Regions from separate parts of the Mus musculus genome. Here region 2 is linked to region 1. Evidence: chromatin loops called from intact Hi-C (ENCODE). Cell type or tissue: left cerebral cortex. All regions are shown on one strand. Each heading gives the region's core, and the rest is flanking DNA. Links, peaks and the distances in the headings are about the cores only.

The links. Peaks named below come from ENCODE experiments on the same cell type or tissue, not always from the same donor. Only the 100,000 strongest peaks of a DNase experiment are listed, where the experiment ranks them.
Region 2: it touches region 1 in a loop (2.4-fold over the local background); 1 of 42 quality-filtered maps calls a loop at or near these places.

The regions. Positions count from the first base shown.
Region 1 is chr15:80,690,319-80,698,925 of GRCm38, reverse strand. It overlaps Fam83f (family with sequence similarity 83, member F), which reads right to left. Exons shown (of 5, transcript NM_145986.2): 3 at 8,272-8,393; 4 at 6,330-7,015. A430088P11Rik (RIKEN cDNA A430088P11 gene) reads left to right here and starts at 1,316. Exons shown (of 3, transcript NR_045310.1): 1 at 1,316-1,359; 2 at 1,883-2,282; 3 at 3,990-7,901. In left cerebral cortex, for the core only: a CTCF peak has its summit at 4,209 (motif pointing right); DNase peaks (open chromatin) are centred at 4,199 and 4,641; H3K4me3 peaks cover 295 bases; H3K27ac peaks cover 433 bases.
Region 2 is chr15:80,354,880-80,363,486 of GRCm38, reverse strand. Cacna1i (calcium channel, voltage-dependent, alpha 1I subunit) reads right to left here. Exons shown (of 37, transcript NM_001044308.2): 7 at 7,686-8,001; 8 at 7,266-7,358; 9 at 4,388-4,700; 10 at 1,215-1,624. Among named protein-coding and RNA genes, the nearest start is that of Gm41363, 41 kb to the left of the region's middle. In left cerebral cortex, for the core only: no CTCF peak of the experiment used is centred there; DNase peaks (open chromatin) are centred at 819, 1,776 and 4,429.

The DNA.
Region 1 (8,607 bases), core at 434-8,433:
GGGCATAAGTAACAAGTCCAACCTTGAACCATCCATACTATGAGTTTGGTGTTCAGGGCTAATACCTCCACGCTGCTGATCTGGAGTCCAGGGCAACAGGGAACCCAGGAAAGCAAACATACATTGGTGACCTCACCATGATCACAGGATCCCCATGATTGGAGACATCAAGTGATCTATGTCTTCTGACCAAAAAAGACAGGGACTCTAGAGTCAGATACCAATGACTTAAAGATTCCTGTCACTAGCAGCTAAATGTTGTAGGCAGCTTCAAGCTCTCAAAGCGAAATCAAAGGCAGTCACAGGGATCCTCACAGGAGGGTATGGGGGTAGCAAGGATGAGAGCCACAACTATTTGCCTTACTGCAGGGCTGAAGCAAGTAGTAGCCCTGTTCCTCATTGGTCAGAGCCAGGCCCTGGCCTTCCAGTCCAGCCTCCTGTCTGTCTGCCACTCAGCCATTCTATAGCTAAGTTATAGAAGTGCCTGGGGAGGGCCAGCTGTCCCAGTGTGCAGGGTGGTCACAGTGCCATGGGGTGACCCAGGGAGATAATGGAACAGCATAGGCCCTGAGGTTGGGAGAGCTGCCTTTCTCTAGAGCGCCCCCTTCTCCCCTCTCCAGCCTTTCTACCTCCCTCATAATCCTAGGAAAAGGCCCCGGCAGTTTTCATGGTTGAACCCTGCTCTGAACTCTGGGGAAGGGGAGCTGAGAGGCAGCCCTGACACCCCAGCTAGCCCTGGAGGCAGAGTCCACTTCCTCAGATGCCTGCTGGCTGCTTTTCCCAGGTGGAAGCCACTGTGTTACTTCCTGCCTATTCCTCCATTACACAATAAAGACAATCTCCCCGCTCACACCACCCTCTGTATCACTTCAACTGTGAATTTAATTAAGGTGACACTGCCTCTTGTGAGTTGTAGTAGCAGGCGAGGCACTGGGCAGAGCCTAGGCTAGGCAGGGCTGCTTCAGCCCCTTTGTGAATCCCTATGCCTTTTGAAGGCCACACTGCCCAGGTCTGCTGTCTTTGCTCCACTAGACACTGCCTCACTGGGGCGATAATGAACTCACACCTCAGGACCTACTGCAAAAAAACTGCCTGAGCCCCTCCCTCCTGGGTGTCCCATAGACTCAGGCAGATGACTGCCCAGGGGGAGGTAGAACAGGAAACCAGCAGCCTTGTGTGGTGCTGCTGAGGGCTGCGTCTGTGAAAGTCATTAAATTCTACCACCCTGAGCCCCTTGCTGCAGCAGCAACAGCGGATGCGCAGTTCCCACTTCCTTTCCTCAGCGGCTTTTTCTGTTTGTTTTGGCCCAGCAAGCAGATACCCAGTACATCTCCAGAGGCAGTAGCATTTTGAAGACAGGTAAGCAAAATCAATCTCTGGATCCAGAAATGAGGCAGGAGTGTGCCAAGGGCACAGGGGCACTGATGGAGCCTGTGCCCTGCCAGCTCCTTCCCAGAGAAACTAGTCTTTTTTTTTTTTTTTTTTTTTTTTGGTTTTTCGAGACAGGGTTTCTCTGTATAGCCTTGGCTGTCCTAGAACTCACTTTGTAGACCAGGCCGGCCTCGAACTCAGAAACCCACCTGCCTCTGCCTCCTGAGTGCTGGGATTAAAGGTGTGTGCCACCACTGCCCGGCTGAGAAGCTAGTCTTGAGCAGGACCTGACCCTTTGGTTTACTGGGTTTGGATGGCAGCCTGATGAAATCCCTCAGGGTTCACTGCCATGACTCTGACAGAGAAACAGGCTTGAGGGAAAATCATTTGTGTCCCATCATTCCTTCCATGTTCATTTTACTAGGAGACTGCCAAGGGCAGGCGCCTCAGACCCATGCAGATTAATGTGGAAGAATTACACCAGCCAACCAAAGTATTTCTTTTTATAAAGTATGTCGGCAGGGTAGTGAATGACCCAAAGACGACTTACGGGAGAAAGCCAAGCTACAAGGAGGATTAGTACTGTTGAGGAGTGGTGGTGCACACCTTCAATCCCAGCACTCGGCAAGCAGAGGCAGGTGGATCACTGAGTTCAAGGCCAGCCTGGTCTACAGAGCGAGTTCCAGGACAACACCCTGTCTCAAACAAACCAACCAAACCAAAAAACTAAACCAACCCAAAAGAGGATCTTCATCCTGCAGCCTACGAAGAGATGAGGGGCATGCAAGCTGGCGAGCAGGAGGACTGGGAGTACCACAGCCTGGGGCACATGGATGACAGCCAGCTGGAAGGTGCCTCAGGAGAGGGGTGGTGGCAGCAACACGGAAAGTCACCACAGCACTGCGCTGACAGTAAGTCCCCTCTTTTTATAACTTTTAGGGCGTCACATTCTTTATCTGGAACATTCTTCCTCTGGTGTCCATGTGTCCATCTGAGGCTCTGCTCCAGTGTTCCTTAACCAGTGAGGCATACCCTGGACACCTGTATAGCAGTGACAACACTCCCTGCCTTCAACTGTCCCTAAGGTAATGGCACCACAAGTAAGGGCTTTAGTTCATTCCACTCCCTGCTCAATTTAGAACAGTGCCCCACAGAGCAAATGCTTCGAAACAAGTAGGCAATGGCTAGATATTTGGAGTTCAGACCAGTACAAGCAGCGCTGAGTGAAGCACGCTTACCTAGCACCTTACTGAAAGAGTAACCATGGCCCAAGCAGCCTCAGAGGAACTGGGAGGGCAGCACAGCTGAGCTGGAGGAACGATTCAGCAGCTAAAGACACTGTTGCTCGTTCAGAGGACCTGAGCTCCGTTCACAGCACCACATGGCGGGTCACAAACACCTGTAACTCCAGTTACAGGGGACACAGTGCCTCCTTTTGAACCATAAAGGCAGCGGGCATGCATACAGTGCACATATATACATGCAGACGAGATACTCATACACATAAAATGAAGTAAATTATACATGTGTGAACAGTACAGCTACCTCCTCTGGAGCAGAGTTAGCTTACCTCGGCCTCTCTGCTGGTCATAGGCCAGAATAATCAGACCTGACTACAGGTTCCACATGCCAGCTGAGGTCTGAGCCATGCTCCTCAGAAGCAACACTTGACTGATATTCCCAAGAATGAGGTCACAGACCCTCGGCCCTGGAAGCACTTTCCCACCAGTCCACCCTGATGAGGACTCAGATTTCCAGGAAGGACATCAAAGATGTCCTGCAGCTGCTTTGAGGAATCTAGGAGAGAGACTATGCTGCCCCTCCCTCACAGCCTGTCTGGGGACACAGGGATTGGCCCTACTGGAGTGCAAGGATCCCGTTCATGGGGTACCACCATCAGGGAAACACTTGGGAAACCACCTGAGTTCTGAGTGACAGAATTTCACACTATATCTCTTTAACACTTGAAAACCACTCTTCATTTCCAATTGATCCCCTAGGGGTTCCCTCCTAGGAGGGAACTCCCTCCTCAAACCTAGCAACTCCCAAAGATAGAGCTTGGCCTAAGTCTCCTGCATTGGTGTTGATCTGAAGACCCCCATGTGTAGGAGAGCTCTGGGGGAAACCAAGGTTCCTATTCAAAATGCAGATATCTACATTCAGTGCTTCATGCGCTGCTAATGAATCTGTTACCATGTGGTCTAACCAGGAAAAGGTCTTCTTCCACTGAAGCCCCGGAGCCAGCATAGTCTAAGCTAACAACAGCGAGAGTATTCATGCGTTGGAGACACTAGAATCCACTATTTTGCTACATGAATTTCTTTGATACTGGCATTCCCGTGCCTTGCTTCTGATTTAATTCACTGTTTAATGTTAAAGACTTGCAGTGGGGATTGGCTAAAAGATGAACTGGATCCTCACGGCAATAGCTGTGATAAAAGCTTTGGTTTCCAAAGCTTATTTATCAGTCAGCATCACCAGCATTCCACATTTGCTGAACGCCATCAGTCCCTTAGTTTTTACCTCTATGGAGAATGTCATCCAGAGAATGGTGGATTTATTTGGCTTAATCCTGTTTCATACTGTTTCCTTCTTTCTTTTTTTTTTTTTAACTGCAGATTTCTGAGCACAGCCCAGCAGTTCAGACTCTGTTCACAGGATTTCTAAACAAGGATGCCCCTGGCTGTGCCGTCCTGAGACTACGAAATCTCTGTCCCAGAGAGCCTGTATAGGTGCAGGTGGTGGCAAGTGGCCTGGAAGGCAGCAGCTAATAGCAGTGCAGGAGCAAGGCTTAGAGAAAAAGAAAAACTGCAAAGGACAACCAGCTTCAGCCACTAGAGGGGGCTCTGGGTCTTCAAACCGCCAGGCTGATTCCATTATGCACCCCCCGCCCCCCAGCCCCAAAGGAGGCAATTCTGTGAGATTCTCCCCAGGGCCACACCTGGGTTTGCAAAAATTTGCATGCTGTTTGACAACTATATACTTCTTATCAAGCAATTTTACAGGCTGTCAGCTCTCGGCTTTTCCTATCTCTCTCTTTCGCCCACCCTGTCATCCACCCACGTTCTCTGACAAGAGGGTGCAGAGACAGATAGGACAGTCAGCATCAACTCAAAGGGACCTCAGAAGCCCTCCCCAGCTTACCCCTCCTCCTCCAGAAGAGGAGACAGCCCGGGAGAGGGGAGGGCAGCGATTGTGCCACCACTGTCTGTTGTCGCTTGCATGCTCCCTGTGGGAAGGGGATTCCCTCCCTGGATGGATTCCTTCTCTGAGGAAGAAGCTGAAGTGGTTCCAATCCAACCCAGGCTCCAGCTCCCCCAGGGCTGGGCCCATGCTGTGCTGTGAGGTGTGTGTGTAGTCAGCTGCTCAGCTGCTGCCACCCTGAAGAAGGGAACTGGAGGTTCCGCAGCCTGGGGTTGGGGGGTAGAGAGGGGTTAGGAAGAGCCTTTGGGAGGAGAAACTCTGTGTCTCAACTCTGCCTTTGAGCAAGAATGAAGCAGGGGCCAGAGGTCTTTAGAGCGCTGGGACTTCAGGGACTTGATGAGGGTGGCAGTGTGTGTGTGTGTGTGTGTGTGTGTGTGTGTGTGTGTGTGTGTGTGTATGCGCACGCTACCTCTATGTTCTTCCCAAGGCTGAAGCTGGACACTTCAGACTTTCCTATGAGTGTCAGCCACTCTCACTCAGCCCTTCTGCTCAGAGCTCCCAAAGGCGCACAATGGGGTCTGCTTGTTGGCTCCAGAGCACCATGTACAAATGCTCGGAGATAGGAGGCAGTGGCAAACGCTAACTGCCCAAGTCATCTAAGCTGGGGAATCTGACAGGAGAGGCAGCAGGAAGGGACAGACAATGGGCTTTGGGTTTCTATGGAAACAGCACCTCAGGGTGAGGGGCAAGGGAAGAGAGCTTCCATCTCACTTCCAGTCAGGAGTTGGGAAACAGCCCCTTTGTGGTTGGCCTCACCCCCTCCTCTTTCTTGCCAGGTGTTCACCATGGCAACCCTCCTTCCAAATAAGAGGCACAGCACATCAGCATCTGGTGCTGGGGAGCTAGGGAAGCCCAAGGGGAATGGGAATGAGAGACCAAGCACTCCTCCTTGACAGGAAGAGGTCCAGGCCTGGCTTTGAGGCAGGCTTATAGTCATTTCCCATGTTCCCCCAGTTTCCACCTGCATCTTGCCTCAGTGGTCATGAGGGTGAAGCGAAGGAAAGTGCCCTTGCAGAACCTGGCCTGCCTTGCTGCTCAGGGAGCGCGGACCCACTAGAGGCAGGGGAAAAGGGAGAGGTGTCCTGGTGCTCATCCTGTGTCACATTCTGCTTTGTCTGGTGTCATCACCAGACTCCTGAAAGATGATAATGGAGACTGCTCCAGAGAGAAAAAAGACAGGGCTTCAAGGAGATCCCAGATCGATGGTTAGAAACGTTGTCACCACATCAACAATCTCTCCCAGAGGGCAAATCCACTTTTCAAATAGACATGGGGGAAAACAGTTCTACATATTACCACAGACACTGGGAGGCTGGGTCAGGGCATTGGTGGGACCAGGTAAAGGTGGGATATGTCTGGTTTGGTTAGATCCTGATGACAGCAAGGAACAAGGTGGCCAGAAAGAGCCCTAGACTCTGTTTATTTATAATAGAAAAGCTTGTCCTGTTTCCTTCCTTTACTGTGTTCCAGTGAAGGTGATCTGAAAACATGGAGGTAAGAGTCCTCAAGGGCCGTCCAGACCCACTGCTGTGCTCAACACTAAGCAAACCACACATCACTCTTCCCTCAGAGACCAGGATCTGAAACTGTGACCTGCAGACTTGCCCAGGGTCCCCAGGTTCAATGAGACAGACCAGGACTGGGGGGAGGCCCTTCTGACCCAGGAGAGCCTTCCTGCTTCCTGCCAGCAAACTGTACCCTGTGTCTGGGAGGCAGACAGCCCATAAGGGCCATGTGTGCGGCCAGGAGCTCACCTGATATGTTGGCATTGGAACCCTCATTGTGCCTCTTTCCCAGAGGAAACTCCACATCGGCAAACGTCTCAGTGGAGGGGGAGCTGGCCATGCTGCTGGGCACTGCAGGCCTCTTCACTCGACGGCTGAAGAGCCTGCTGCTGAAGCGTTTGCCCTCCTTGGCTGGGGTGGCCTCCCCATTGGCAGCTTCTCCCTTGCCATTCTGGGGCAGTGCCTCTCGGGACCTGTGCTTCGCGTCTGTGTGTGCATGAGAGACCGGTCTGCCATTGGTAGGTCTCTGCAATCTTGGGGAAATGGGCTCCACAGTGGGCAATATCTGCTCTACTGTGACCAGGTCATTCAGAAAGCTCTCCAGACGCCGGGCAGACTCACCACCGCCACTGCCCTCCTCCTGCCCCTCTACGTTGCCACCAGCTTCTCGCTGCTGCCGGGCCGCCCAGCGCATCATCTCTCCTGGAGGACGGCGGGTGCCTGCCACCAATGCGTACTTGGGGTTGATAAGCTTTCGAGCTACCGTGGAGGAGTAGTTGAGGCCAATCCTGCCTGCCAGGCCCAGGTGCTGGTGCAAGTTCACTTCCTCCGAGATGGCATACAGCTCCCGGAACTCTATGTCAAAGGGCTCCATGTTCTGTCCTGTCAGGAGCAAGAGGAGATTCCTGTCCACATAGGAGGAGCTCCAGGTAAAGCTGGGGACAGAAAAGCAGAGACATGGATGGGCCCGGACCTCTCTCTCCAGTGCCCTACCAGTAGCTCCTTCACTGCCAGCCTCAGCCTGCCCCGTGGGCACACTGCCTGATGTTTGGAGAAAGGTGCCCCTTGCCCTCACACTGGACCACTCTCCTTCCACCAGGCCAGATTCTCCTTTCCTTTCCATTGGGGCTTGAGAAGTCAGACCTAGAGGCACATCTTTACAGTGGGGCTTATAGGACCTAAGGTAGAACACGCCACAGGAAGTGTTCTTAACTCAAGACTTTGAGGCTCAAATGAAATAGCCAGCTAAATACCTGGCACTGATGCATGCAATGCATGGGAACTAAACTGCACCACTGCCAGCCTGCTGCTGACCGTTCCCAGAGCGTACAGTGCCTGCAAAACTCTTACTTTAACTGCAGGAGAGGACTCAGATCACTTACTCATGGCTACAATATACTCAAGACTCACCTTGACTTTGACTTTTTCAGAGGAAAGAGATGACTCAGATACAGGTTCTCATGCACCTGGTACTTTGCCTTTCTAGTCAAATTCTGGGGTCATCTCTCTGTGCTCCATCTATAGCAGTGTGAATGAAAATGGCCCCCATAGCCTCATCTGTTTGAACGCTTAGTCCCCAGTTGGAGGACCATGGCCTTCTTGCTGGAGGCGTGCCACTGTGGATGGGATTTGAAGTTTCAGAAACCCATGTCATTCCCCGTCAGCTTTCTTTGCCATGTGCGTGTGGATAAGATGTAAGCTCTCAGCTGCTGCTCCAGCGCCACACCTGCCTGCCTGCTGCCATGCTCCCTGCTATGATGATCATGGACTCTAACCCTCTGGATCCATGACCCCCCAAACTAAAGCTTTCTTTTAAGTCGCCTTGGTCATGGTGTTTGGTCACAGGAATAGAAAAGTAACTAAGACAACATCTTATATCCTTTCCCAGATCTTGTCCTCTCTACTTCCTGCTTATCCCACCCCAAAACCACCTTCAAAGTACAATGGGCTGCCAGAGGACCGTGACAAGCTGGCATTGTTTAATGCCTAGGAAGAGCTGGTCCTCTGTCTGGAATAACTAATCTGTCAACAGAAAGTCTTAGGAAAGGAACTGGGCAGGAGGCTTTTGCGATCAGGACACAGACAATGACTCTTAAAAATCATACCCATGGAAGCTCCAGGCTAGCATACTCCTGAACAATTTCCATGAATACAGGTCCCCTGGGCCCTCCCCTGAGCTGGCCCAACATACCTGAAAGAGCCGGTAGCTACTTTGTCCCCATCGACCATCAGGAACTTTGATGAGAGAGTCCCCTTGATCTTCCCCATGGGCATGTAGAACCCAATTCCTGTCACAGAGCGGACACGGATGTTCTGTTGAGAAGAGGAGAAAGACATAGTGCCCTGTTTTGGGAGACCTCGAGGCTCTGTATCAAGGCCTTGCTTTGGGAGAGGTCCACAGACCCTTACTGCTGCCTGAGTCTTTCCAAAATTCTCTGCTTGCTTTAGCTTTACATATTTTACTTTGTACAAGAGAGTTCTTGCTTAAAGTTCCCCCCGAAGAGCTGCAGCCTTATGTTGAACCTGA
Region 2 (8,607 bases), core at 432-8,431, 340 kb after region 1:
AAGCCAGGAGGGCAAAGGAAGAGTTGCCTTGGCTATGGTGTTGCCTGGGAGGGGGACTTGGTCTCAAGAATTCAGAGACCAGTGGAAGCTCAGGTAAACCCAAAAGAGCCCCGATCTTTAGTGTCTGCCAATTTCCATGGTGTAAACACTTTCCCCATAACCCCATAATAGTTTCAAGCAAGCAACTATTTAACAACTGCTTGCTAGATTCCCAAGTGTGAGAAAACTGGCTCTCACCAGCTGGTTCTAACAAGCCAGAGACAGTGCCTGACTCAGGTATAGCAGGGTGCAGAGACTAGAGCCAGATGCCCCAAAGCAGCTCTTTCCATAGAGCCTTTCCCCAAGAGCGAAAACCCTGCTGAGTCTCTGCATTCTGACAGTCCAGGGCCTTGAGGCAAAGTATAGGCCTCTCCTCTCACCAGCTTCCCCCCTGCAGAAATCCCACCCAGCAGCCCTCCCCAAAGATCTTGTTAATTAAGTCAGAATAGCTGGCAAGCCTGCAGTACCAACTGAGTGTCGGGTGCCCGCCCCAGGGGCTGCATTTAACTAAATTGAATGAAGCCTGTGTTTGGTGAGCTAATGAGCAGAGACAGGAAGAGTGTGGCCCACTCCAGGCACAGGAGAGGGCTTAGCTGAACTACGATGACTCCAAAGCCAAGGGGGTCCAGGTTCTAAATCCTGCTAGAGTATCAATGTTGCCACGGGAAGTGGGTTCGAACCAGACTGCTGGCTAGCTGTGGGACCTCGAGTCAGTAGGCTGGGCATAGCCAGCTGGCAAGTGGGGGTGCCCCACCAGGCTGAAGAACAGGCCAAGGAAGCCACGCCTCCAAAAACAAAGACTAGCAGACAGGAGCCAGGGAATTGGGTCATTCCAAATGGTGCCTGGATCTGACAGGCTGTTACCCCAGGAGTAGCCTATAGACTGCTGACTTCAGGCAGCCTAGGAGGAAAAGCAATGGGCCCTGAGTCTCAACCCCTGAGTCCTATGCTGTCAAGCCTCAGTTGTAATCCGCTCACCCTGCAGATACCTCAGACCATCTTGACCCCTTGAATGTGGCCTTGGGCAAAGTGCTGAAACCATATGGAAGGGTTAGACTCTACTCTAGCCAGGCTCAGGGAGACCTGGGTATGCCCTTGCCCAACCTGAACCCAGGGCTCCATGCCAGCCTGTTTCTCCATCCCCCACTCAGCCCAAACCCTGTATCCCCACTTGCCTGTTCATGGTGCTCGATGCCCATGCTGACAGTGTTAACCAGAATAGCCATCATGATGCCTCTGTTGAAGTACTTGCTGTCCACAATGCCCCGCAGCTTGGCCCGTGTCTCTCGCCACACATCCCCACACAGTCGGGCTGCCCCGTCCTCCTGTTCCTCCTCCTTCCCCAAACCTGAGGAGACCCCATCCTCACTGCTTTGGGGTCCATCGCCATTGGCTTCAGCCTCTGCAGAACCGCCAGAACCTGAGCCTTCCTGGCCCGAGTCAGTGCTGCCCAGGCCAGAGGGCCGCCTGCCTGCCTCGTGCTGGCAGCGAGGGCAGCTGCTGGGATCGGAGGCCAGAATGGCAGAGATGGGCTGCACCAGTGTGTGGGGAGTGGTGTCCAGGGGACTGTGTCGTGGGCACAGCTCTGAAAAGCAAATGGGGGGGGCAGCATTAGTGTCTAAACTAGGTCCCCACCTCCCCCAGGGACACTGTGTGAAACAAGCTGACCCCACACACAGGCTCATCATACTTCAGTCATGCTAATGGTTGGTCACCTTTGACCTTGACCTTGGACCTGTCACACAGCAAATGTTCCCAGGCACAGGTATGGGGATCTGGGGACTGCAGGTCTGGATGGAGAGTGGACACCACTCGGAGGAAGCTATAATGACTTTGACATTCCTTACTTTGCCCAGCTGTGTGAAGTGGGGAAGACCGGACTGAGGCAGACTCTGGGAGCTCCCAGGAATTCACCCCACGACAGTGAGAGTCAGGCTAGATTGGGGACAAGGGACAGGAAGGGTGACAGCAGATAAGGCCTGAGACTTTCAACCCCCAACTGGCCTTGGATTTGTATAAACCATTTCAAAGAGGTGTTGGGAAGGGTTCCCTGTAGCTGGTTTGGCGGCTTCTCCTCCTCCTCCTCTTCCTCCTCCTCCTCCTCTTCCTCCTCCTCTTCCTCCTCCTCTTCCTCCTCCTCTTCCTCCTCCACCTCCTCTTCCTCCCTCTCCTCTCCTCCTCTTTCTTCTTCTTCTTCTTCTTCTTCTTCTTCTTCTTCTTCTTCTTCTTCTTCTTTTCTTCTTTTCCTTCTCCTCCTTCTCCTCCTCCTCCTCCTCCTCTTCCTCTGCCTTCTCCTCCTCCTCTGCCTTCTCCTCCTCCACCTCCTCTTCCTTCTTCTTCTTCTGCTGCTGCTGCTTTTCTTCTTTAATTTCTCTTAATTTTAAGTTTTTCTCTGTGTAGCCCTGACTATCCTGGAACTCACTCTGTAGTCCAGGCTGGCCTTAGAGATCTGCCTGCCTCTGCCTCCCCAAGTGCTGGGATTGAAGGTGTGTGCCACCACTGCCTGGCTGGTTTCTTCTTTGCACTTCCCTATATTATAGTAACATAAACACATTTTGCTTGAATAAGAGAGGGGGAAAAAACAGTAAAGGAAGAGAAGTGGGAAAGCCTGCACTTTCCTACACAGGCCTCTGAGCACGGCAAAGCAACCAGATACCTGGGTCATCCTACTCCAGCCATGGAGGACCAAAGCCCTTCCTTCTCAGACTGCATTAACACTCGACCCAGGAAAAGAGATGGGATGGAGGCCTGAGAAGTCGGTGGACTAAAAAGTATAAAATTTCCCTTCACAGCATTCCAAGAAGCTGTCCCTATGTCCACATCCTTAGGAAGGGAAGAACTAGCCTTGCCCAGACCCCAGCTCTCCTCTTCACTGCTAGGCCAAGCCCACAGGCCGCCTGGAACCACATCTAGATGACTAGTGGACAACTAACAACAGTGGACAACTGTCTGATCTTTGCTGGTCTCTCTGATTGACAGGTTATGACAGCTAGGAGCATGGAGTCCACTAGCCAGGGCCTCAGACAACAACTGTCAATCACAGGCACAAACTAATAGAATCCTTGAGCCCTGCCCTGGAAGGGGGAGACAGGAGGCCCCACCAGGGTGATCAAGGGGAACAGGACATGCCATGTTCCACAGCTGCTTTGAGGAACAGTCCTGGGGCCTGATAACTTCTCTATAGTAGCGAGGAGAAAGCAGAGCTCCTGGGAGCTCTGGGTTGTCTCCTCTTAGGGTTTTGTGCATTTGCAGCTAGAGACAAACACTCTGGAGAAAAGGCCACCTCTGACATTCCATATGACCGAGTCTTACACAGACACACTGGACCACTTAAGTGACTCTCTCATCTCCTTGGGCCTTGGTTTCCCATCTGAAAACTGGAGACATGATTTCTAGTCTGCCTCTTTCTCAGGGCTATTTCTTGAAAGAAGCAGGCTAAGGAATCTCTCTCTCTCTCTCTCTCTCTCTCTCTCTCTTCTCTCTCCTCTCCTCTCCTCTCCCCTCTCCCTCCCTCCCTCTCTCCCTCTCTCCCTCTCTCCCTCTCTCCCTCTCTCCCTCTCTCCCTCTCTCCCTCTCTCCCTCTCTCCCTCTCTCCTTCTCTTCCTCCCTCCTTGCAACAGGGTCTCATGGAGCACACACTAGTCTTAAACTCACTATATAGCTAAGGATACCCTTGAACTTCTGATCCTCCTACTCTATGTCCCAAGCCCCAGGATTACCACCATGCTGGTACTTGAACTAGAGTTTTCAAGCATGCTCTGCAAGCACACTAGCAACTGCACTATAGACCCATCCCAGAGAGCATCCTTTCTAAGCTAAACACTAAACTTACATAAACAACCTAGCACCACTCAAACAGGAGGCAGGAGCAGAGTATGTAGACAAGGGTCCCAATGTGACATGGTATATACTGTCCCATGTGCCAGGGACCTGATGTCACTACTCAGGTGTGCTGGTAAGCAGGGACAGCCATGGGAGCCAGAGTGAAAGATGACATGTGTACCCACAAAGAGGGAGGCTAGTCTTGCAAAGCTCTGAAATAATCGCTTGCCTTTTAAGTATAGGTTCGAGGGAATGGTGCCCTGGTTTGCCTGCAAAACTTGGAAGAATTTCTCCGGGGAGAGAATGAGCCCACACAGGCTGGACAGAGATGGTGGCAAGAAGTGAGTGAAGCAGATGAGTTCCAATGGGCCATGAAGGAAGCAGTATGGCCTGAAGTGAACCCTTGGGATCCCACCTCTGACTGATATGGACAGTTCCTGTTCTAGCAGGCATGACCCACTTGCACTATTGCCATTCTGAGACCCCCACGTCATGGCACATGAGCTGCAGAGTCAAGGCCACTTACTGCAGTGGCTGGGCTCCTTGGCATGGGGCCCAGGCTTGGCAGGGGCTGGTGTCCCGGGGCCCGTGGCCTGGCGCCGGTTCTGCAGGGCCTGGTAGAGGCCTAGAGCACGGCGCTTGGCCTTGCGAAGGATGTGACAGACATATTGGAAGATCTCCTCATAGCAGTCGCCGGGCTCGGCGTAACTGGCCACCGTGCTGGAGGACAGGTAGCGCTGGCGTTGCTCCAGCATCAGCCGGTGCTCCCGTTGCTTGGTCTCAGAGAACTGGGTCGCTATGACAACGAGGCACAGGTTGATCATGAAGAAGGAGCCCACCTGTAACCAACAGGAGGAAAGGACAGGAACAGGGACAGTGGGGACAGATAAGGAGACAGAGGGGTAGAACCAGCAAGAGGGGGGTGGCATGGGAGAAGGGGACAAAGAGATGGAGAAAGAGTTAGCAAGAGCAGGAGACAGAGAGGGAAGCCAGAGAAAGACAGGAGAAATGGGAGGAGGGGAAGGGGAGGGGACAGATCAGCGATGCAGAGGAGAGGGAAGAAGATGGAGCAGAAAGAAAGACAGCAAGACAGAGGACAACCAGGGTACAGAGAGTCAAAGACATAAAGAGGATGGAGGAGGAAGGAGAAAGGATGTGGGGAGGAGAGGAGAAAAGAAGAGAAAGGAGAAGGAAAGGGGAGTGGGAAAGACAGAGAAAGACCAGAATAGTCATAGTCAGGGGCAGGAATAGACAGACAGAGGTACAGGGAAGATGGAGGGGCCCAGAGAGACAGAAACACGGACACAGATACACAGGTGGGACAGGAAAAGATGACTGAGTCCTTGCAGAGGAAGCCACAGCCTAGGTGACTTCCCAGGTCAGACTGGGACTGTATCCAAGCCCAGGCCCCATCAGAACCAAGACCCAACTATACTAACCCATGTAGGACAGAGATACTGAAGCCAAGAGGATAGCCACAATCCCTCCAGTCACAAAGGTCCTACGTCCTACTCACCAGCCTGGACTTGGGCCGTGTGCTTAGAAGGGGAGGTGGAGCCAGGTCCCTCCCCTCTGTTTCCCATCTAACTAGCCCAGTACCAGTCACCTCCCCTGGTCCTCACTAACCCTGAAAGAGCTCCTCTGGCCTGGCAGGAAAGATGTGACCTCCAGCCTTCTGGGATATCACCGACAGGTACATACAGATGGCTGCCCACTTCCCATTACATACAACTGAAGAGCTAAAGAGGTACAGGGCTTCATGGCCCAGAGGACTCTGGGAAATAGACTGCTTCTTAGACAAAAAGCATTTCCATAGCATTTCCCAGAAAACTGTTCTTCCCTGGGCTGGTTAAGGATGCAAAAAACAGAAAGATTAGACCCTGCGCTCTGAAGGCTCATCCCTGTAAGGCTCCTATCTAGCCTTCGTTCAACAGTGGTTGCCCTGGGTGACCCAGACAGGTCTCAACCTCTCTGGATCTCTGTTCCCCATCTGTAAATTGGGAGGCTGTAGTAAAATGGGCCCCAGACTTTTCTAACCAGAGACTGGAAGCTGTGTGTAAAGACTGAAAACCCTCCAGCAGCCCCCTGATGGCATCCTCTGTCTTGAGACAGGGGCACTTGGGCACCAAGTGTCCCCAGCAACATCAGAGCACATTTACTGAACACTTACTAAAGAACAAGGGTATGCAGGCTCCTGGCCAGCCCTCCTCATCACCTAGGAACTAATCGCTGCCAGTGATCCATCTCATGGAATCTGAGGAGCCTGCCTCAAGTCCTACTTAATGACTTCCTGTGGGAGAGGACTGAGCCTTCTGTCTTCCTGTAGGAAGTCACCCACACACCTGTCCTCCCCCAAAGGGCCCCTCCAGCCCCTACAGCTTCTCTCTATCATGACACCTAAGCTTCTGTGTGTCACTGTGACCTCTCAGCTCTTCTTTCCCAGAGACTGGATCCCTGCTCTGCCACAAGAACTCAATCCATCTTGTCTGGATGTTCTGTTGAAACTAACTTAATGAAGAGCCTGGGAATCTGGACCCTTCTCTCTTTCATCTGGTTTCTCCTGAGTCTGAGGTCCTAGGCTTCCCCGGGAAATTGCTGGAGCTGTATCCCAGCAGGTATGGCGCAGGTCAGCAGCCACTCAAGCTTGCCTTCGCCCACCACCAGGAAGCTAGAGAACCCAGCCTTTGTGTTGGGGACTGAACACAGCTCTGCCAGAAGCCTGACCTCTGTGGACTGTGCTGAGGCAGAAAGCCACCGGTATGCAGGACAAGGTGGACATTGGAAAGCACAGACAGGAAGTGCTGGCCTATAGAGGCAGAGAGATCCCTGCCTCTATCACCTGGTCACACGCACAGCTGCAGAAAAGCCAGAGTTCAAAGATCTGCCCAGAGCGCCACCAGGCCACTACCAAGGCCAACCTCCTATCCCGTGTCATATCCAGCAACAGAGCATCTTGTCTACCCCAGGAAAAATGGGGAACAGATGCAACCCCTGAGAAGCTCCATTCTGGAACTATACCCCCAGCTAAGGCCATGAAAGATTGTATTCCTAGGGATTCAGGAAGAGAAAGACAAGCAGAACCAGCGGGTTAGATGTTAAAGGCTAGAGACAACTGAAGGCAGATGTGATAGATGCTTCCAGCCACAGCCCTGATAAGCCACTTCAATCACAGGCTGGGGTTGGTTGACTGCATTTAAAAATATCCCTTTCTTGGAGATGAATTTCCTCCTCCTCCTCCTCCTCCTCCTCCTCCTCCTCTTCTTCCTCCTCCTGTTCTGCTCCTCCTGTCCTGCCAGGCTCCCCTAGCCCTGAGGGCTCCCTTGGGGGACTGTCCACCCCTTCTCTCCCTCCCCACCCCCACCCAGCGCCATGGTCCATGGTCCTGAACTTGCCCTGATACTTACTATGATGAGCAGGATGAAGTAGATGAAGTTGTAGAAAGAATGTGCATCCATCACGTAGTACATGATCTCCACCCAGCCTTCCAGAGTGATCACCTGCAGCGGGCACGAGGACAGGGGCAGAGGCTAAGACGTGGGCCCTCCTGTGCACCGGGATTTAAGACAAACCCCAACAGGGGCTGGAGTAGGGGGGGCAGCACCAGTAAGAAAACCAAGGTTCCAAGAGATACCGATGCCAGTGACCCCCATCACACTGCCAGGCAGGCGGGGAGCAGACACTCTCAGGAGGTAGGTGACAAAGCCCAAGGCTCAAGGCTTTGCCTGCTTTACCTATTTCCTGGCTCAAGGCTTTACCTACTGAGTGAGGATGCCGGCCATGTCAGCCGCTGCTGGCTGACCAGACCTGGGCCTGAATGGTCTCACCTGAAAGATCACGATCCAGGCATAGCCAATGTTGTCAAAGTTGATGGCGCCCTTGTGAGGGTTGGCGTTGCCCGTGCGGCAGACGTTGTAGTAGCGGTTCCAGTTGACGCAGAGGCCGCTGGCGTTGAGGTCTTGGCGTCCCGCCCCGAAGTCGTACATGTCATCTTTGGACAGGCAGCACTCTCGGCCCTGCTCCTTGAGTGGAGGGATCTCGTGACAGCCCATAATGCCATTGTCCCCCGACAGGGAGCAGATGAAGGGCATCTCGTCGTCCTCTTCTGGTTGGTAGTAAGGGGGCAGGGCCACATCCCCTTGTCTGCCACAGAAAAGAGCAGGTCAAAGAGCAACAGGGAAGGGTCACTGCCAGGTGTACCGCATAGAGAGGCCATGCTGTTTTGGGTGTTGGGATTAGACCGAGGCCACATCACTACCTCCAGGCCCACGTAGTCCCCTCCTGAGACACCCTTTCCCACTTCTGATCACAAAGGTCCTGACAGGTCTGTTGGGATCCCTTTTCAAGGTTCCCTCCTCTAAAGAACCTTTCCTGGAGGAGCCTCCCTTCCACGGAACTAAGCCAGGGCTCCCTGAGCTACACTGTGGCCTAGGACACACAGTTTAGACAAGACAGACCAAGGGCTCAGTTAGTAGCCACTGGATTCTGACAGCCCAGCAGGTGAGGGAGTGTGTGGCCCCGGGGCTGAAATCTCTTCCCTCCTTGGACATGGACTCTCTCATTTATGACATTTGTTCATAAGCTCTGCTTTGCCCACCACATAATCACAAGTGAAATCCCCATTGTGATTTTATCTATGGAAGCCAGCTAGATGGATCAAAGAGGGATCACCTAGAGAGGGTTTAAAACTGAAAAGATAGCTGGGCGTGGTGGTGCACGCCTTTAATCCCAGCACTCAGGAGGCAGAGG